Regions from separate parts of the Homo sapiens genome. Here region 2 is linked to region 1. Evidence: chromatin loops called from intact Hi-C (ENCODE). Cell type or tissue: GM12878. All regions are shown on one strand. Region 1 overlaps AUTS2 (activator of transcription and developmental regulator AUTS2). Region 2 overlaps AUTS2 (activator of transcription and developmental regulator AUTS2).

Region 1 (2,500 bases):
TTTCTGCTGCCAGCTGGCAGACCTGGTAGAGTGGGAAGCCCTACTTAACAAATGTTGCCATGCTATAATGCAAATCAGCTGTTCAGAAGAGCTCATTAGTGAATGTCTGTGAGTCAAATCAAAATAAGAGAGGGTACAGAACCTGTCCTAACCTCCCCCAAGACCGTGGTGGTTTTTATTTTAACCCCCAAAGTGGTACAAAGAAATTCACATTTTGATTGAAGCCCAGTTACCGTAAATGCTAAGAGTCAACTACCCATTCGTGTTGGTGGGCGCTGTTCCTAAGTTTAAAGAAAGAAACAAAGAGAAGAATATTCCTTCCTTCCTGTTCTCTATCTAGGCCTCTGCAGATCTCAAGTCCATCCTCCACCCTCTGGGGTTGAATTTGAATCCACATCTCCCCAATTATTTCATGTCTTGCTTTATAAGGAGTGGAGTGCTGTGAGTGTATTCTCTTCTACCAGTCAGCGGGCAGGGACCACCTTTTCACTTCATTTCTGCTAAGTAATCTACCCATAAGCTCGGCGTGCGCGCTCAGTGACTACTGGACAGATGAGAAGAAAACACAGCCTCATTCTACATCGGCGAAGAACAGAAGCTTCTGGTTTCTACAGTATGGAGTTAGTTCCGAAAATATATACTTAAATGCAAGTCTGGGTCAGTTCTCTTCTCTTGCAATGAAATTATGGGTAGTTTGAAATCACAAATAATATACTGCCTCACCTAAGTGATGACACAATTCTCCTTTTTCCCCTGGAGAAATCAAATTATCTGATTATGTGCCCTAGAAATGAGTTATGCATAGCAAGAAATCTGCTGTCCATCCATCTTCTGTCCAACAATTCATCATGTCTGTCTTACCCCCAACCACCAGGATTCATTTAGAGGTCATCACACTGGCCAGTCTCCAGACCTCGAGAACAATTTGCTTTAAGCAAGATGTTAACAAACCAGATGCTTATAGTACCTCCTTCCTGCACCTTAAAAGGAGGTCAAACGGCTATGGCAAGTCAATGTCACTTACTACAGAAAGAGGGAGCCACCAGCCAAAATAAATGGACCCAGCTACATATTTTCTAAGTGCAAGAGAGACTAACTTCAGCCTATAGCTTCAGTCTTTCCCCTTAAGTTCCAACTAGTCAAACCTTTTACCAGAACTGCTAACAAGAGATCGGACTCGTTGACTTTTCTCTGTTGTAGAGATAAAAAAAAAAAGCCAATGGCCTCCAACGGTCAAAGCAAAACAGTTTAGGCCATTTTCAATCACACTATCTGAAAAACCCAATCACCGTCATTCCAATGTCTTATTCCAACATTTCTATGGCTTATTTCCTTGTAATAGACTTGTATTTTTAACCCACAGGGAGTCAAATAGAGGTTGCAAAACAGTTCTATAAGAAGCTTTCTTACCCTTAACATAGGTCTGAAAGGATCTGTCAACTGTGAAGAGAAAATGACAACTTGGTTACATGCCTGTCACTCAAACAATTGCTCTAATTAACAAATTTGTAGTGCTTCATTAGGAGGGGAAATTAAAATGTTAGAATTTTACTTTTAAATGAAGCCCTTTTAGAGAATAATTAACCCATTTTCACACTATCAAAAGTGCCAAGTGTCCCCTCCCCCACTTCACAAGCCTTGGTACATCTACGCTGACAAGCCCCTGTACAAGTTTAATCAATAGCAATGTGCCCTCTGGCAACATGATTTGCTCACATCACACACCAGGAGTTTCACTGTTTTGAGCTCCAAACCACACCGGGTAGGTCTGAGGGAGAATGGCCTTCAGACCCCTGGCTTTTAAAGCTGTCTACTAACTGGTATCTGGGGAGAGGTGTCCTTTCCATCCATCCAGGAGAATTAGGCTCTCTTTACCAATACCCTTACATTGATGACTTTACATTATTTATAGCTATTAGACATTTTCCAGAAGTTCACTATACATCATGACATACTTACATAGTTGAGTCATTTTAAACTTCTATCTAACTCTGGTTATCAATTTCTGACTGCCCTTATGTAGGTAAAAAGACAATATTGTTAAAGATTTTTTCATATTTCGTATAAAGATGACTACAAATAACAATGAGGCAAGATTGTATCTATCGTATAACTTCAGATTCCTTTTTTGGAAGCAGGCAGTGGTAATAAATTATGAATAAACAACATAACCAAAGCATAATGGATATTTTATTTAGCTCTAGAGTACAAAAGGATCCCTAGCACATTAAAAATAGAGGGCCAAAGAGCCGTGCAGTACAATAACTTCCTGACCCCAGGCAAGCGGGGGGATGTGTGTAGCCTGACTTCCAGGAAGAAAAGCGCCTTAGTGCTTTTCCATTCAAAACATTCTGTAGCTACTTCATTTGTGTAAGACAATTTAAGGAGATACAGACAGAGAAGATTGGTTAAGTAAAAACTATACAAGCTGACACTGTCCAATTTCTGGGCTCAGACCGTAACTCATTCCTCTTTTCTCCCATCGGCAAGTCGGTCTCTT
Region 2 (2,500 bases), 59 kb after region 1:
AAGAAATGACATGGCTGGATGTTCACTGTGGTTGGCAGGTGGCGCTGGGTGTAACAGAGCACTCGGGAAGTGAGTGGTGAGGATGCCTTTAAAATAATTGCATTTCAGGTTCAAAAACCTCTGTGTAGCATTTTTTAAAGAGAAAAAGTGGCTTAACAGTGATACTCTGCCAAAAAAGGCAGCACCGCCCCTGAGGCTGACTGGCACCCAGAGCCAAAGATCAGCAACGGACAAGAAGAGGCTGGCGAGGGCTTGAGGTGCTTCAAAGAGGAAGCTACACAGATAGTGGATAAATAGCAGGGATTTCTTGTACTTTTGCCACCAGAAAACTCATAGTGGGTTGGCCTATCTATCACGCTTTTTAAAGAACAGGCAAAAAAGGATTAACTAGGGACAAGTGCTCTTCCACCCACCCCTCAGGAGATCAATTTCCTCTCCCTGACACATATAAATACACACATCCTCGAAGGGTGAGTTAGAAAGTGCACCAGGAGCTCGATGCTTTGGGAGGCAGGGGTGAGAGGATTAATCGCCTGAGGCCAGGAGTTCCAGACCAGCCTGTGCAACACAGCAAGACCCCATCTCTACAAAAATATTTAAAAAGTTAGCCGGGTATGGTGGTACAGGCCTGTAGTTCCAGCTACTTCGGAGGCTGGGATAGGAGGATCACTTGAGGCCAGGAGTTCCAGACTAGCCTGGGCAACATAGCAAGACGGTGTCTCCATAGAAAATTAAAAAATTAGCCAGGTGTGGTGGCACGCACGTATATATGCACCTATATAGTCTTAGCTACTCGCAAGGCTGGGGCAGGAGGATCACTTGAGCCCAGGAGTTCAAGGCTGCAGTAAGCTATGACCGTGCCACTGCACCACAGTCTGGGTGACAGAGTGAGACCCAGTGTCTAAATAAATAAAAGTGTCAAGGCTTAAACAGTAATAAAAAAAAAAAAAAAAAAAATAACTCCACTGAGATTTCCAGCCATAACTACTATCACTTGAAATGCCTTTACAGTTTTTCCAGTTTGATGTTTATTGATTAGACATATACCCAATTCTATAAATCTCATTTTGTGGGAGGTTACGTCTTAGTATCACATGAAATCTCCCATAAAACGAAGTAACCGAATACATCTAACACACACTGACAGCCTGCCGCCCATGGTGCTATACTGAACCTCTCCTCAAGTTTTCCCAGGCTGGAATTGCATCACCAGGATCTTCCACCCCAGACATACTTCAAACAGGTCAGGCTGGATGAGAAGCTGTGTTGTGAACAAGAGACTTCCCTTTTTTTTTTTTTTTTTTTTTTTTTTTTTGAGACGGAGTCTCGCTCTGTCACCCAGGTTGGAGTGCAGTGGCGCCATCTAGGCTCACTGCAAGCTCTGCCTCCCGGCCGGGTTCACGCCATTCTCCTGCCTCAGCTTCCCGAGTAGCTGGGACTACAGGCGCCTGCCACCACATCCGGCTAATTTTTTGTATATTTAGTAGAGATGGGGTTTCACTGTGTTAGCCAGGATGGTCTCAATCTCCTGACCTCGTGATCCACCCGCCTCAGCCTCCCAAAGTGCTGGGATTACAGGCATGAGCCACTGTGCCCGGCCTTTAACAAGAGACATTTTTAAATTCACCAAACTGAAGCCCCCGATCCTCTTTATGCTGGGCTGGTATAAGAGAAAGGGCAAAGAACAGGAGATGGCAAGAACTCACTGTCACTTACCAGTCACCAGTGTTCTCACAGGTAATAGACGGACCTGGCTAGGCTACTGTATGAATCAAATAAATCAGCAGGTGCCCTGGCACACTGTAGGCACTCAATATACGTGGGCAGCCTCCCACTCCTTTCCTGAAAAGTACCCAGTTGGGATCATCAGATTTTCGATTAATTCCAAATGGGTTGATCAGACCAAACACGATTCAGGTTTTTGCCTACTTTCTTGAATCAAGTCACTTAAGATTCTCAGGATATAACCTAAATTCCAAAGTTTGAAATCACTTTTAGGATATTATATTTTAATTCATTTTAATTCAAAGCACCCTGTGGGTCACCATGGGTAGGATAGGGGTAGAATTCAGAGAAAAGGGGAAGAGGACATCTACAACTTCAATAAAAGACAGGCAGGCAGTGGGCATGGTGGCTCATGCCTGTAAATCCCAGCACTTTGGGAGGACAGGGCAGGTGGATGGCTTGAGGTCAGGGGTTGGAGACCAGCCTGGCTAACATGGTGAAACCTCATCTCTACTAAAAATACAAAAATTAGCTGGGTGTGGTGGCATGCGCCTGTAATCCCAGCTACTTGGGAGGCCAAGGCAGGAGAATCACTAGAGTCCAGGAGGCGAAGGTTGCAGTGAGCTGAGATCATGCCACTGCTACAGGCTGGGTGACAGAGTGAGACACCATCTTAAAAAAAAAGAAAAGAAAAGAAAAGAAAAGAAAAGAAAAGAAAAAAAGACAGGCAGGATGCAGGAAGTGCCACAGGAAAGGTTCAAACCTTGGGAAGGTA

Evidence for each region. Peaks named below come from ENCODE experiments on the same cell type or tissue, not always from the same donor. Only the 100,000 strongest peaks of a DNase experiment are listed, where the experiment ranks them.
Region 2: a loop joins it to region 1, with 3 times the contacts of the local background. A loop is called at or near these places in 4 of 110 quality-filtered maps.

Annotation. Positions count from the first base shown.
Region 1 is chr7:70,774,297-70,776,796 of GRCh38, reverse strand. It overlaps AUTS2 (activator of transcription and developmental regulator AUTS2), which reads right to left. Exons shown (of 19, transcript NM_015570.4): 13 at 1,411-1,440. Among named protein-coding and RNA genes, the nearest start is that of GALNT17, 360 kb to the left of the region's middle. In GM12878, a CTCF peak has its summit at 1,023; a DNase peak (open chromatin) is centred at 1,038; H3K27ac peaks cover 1,391 bases.
Region 2 is chr7:70,715,452-70,717,951 of GRCh38, reverse strand. All of the region lies in intron 6 of AUTS2 (activator of transcription and developmental regulator AUTS2), which reads right to left. Among named protein-coding and RNA genes, the nearest start is that of GALNT17, 420 kb to the left of the region's middle. RefSeq lists an enhancer at 1,402-1,561. In GM12878, a CTCF peak has its summit at 1,370; no DNase peak of the experiment used is centred here; H3K4me3 peaks cover 260 bases; H3K27ac peaks cover 625 bases.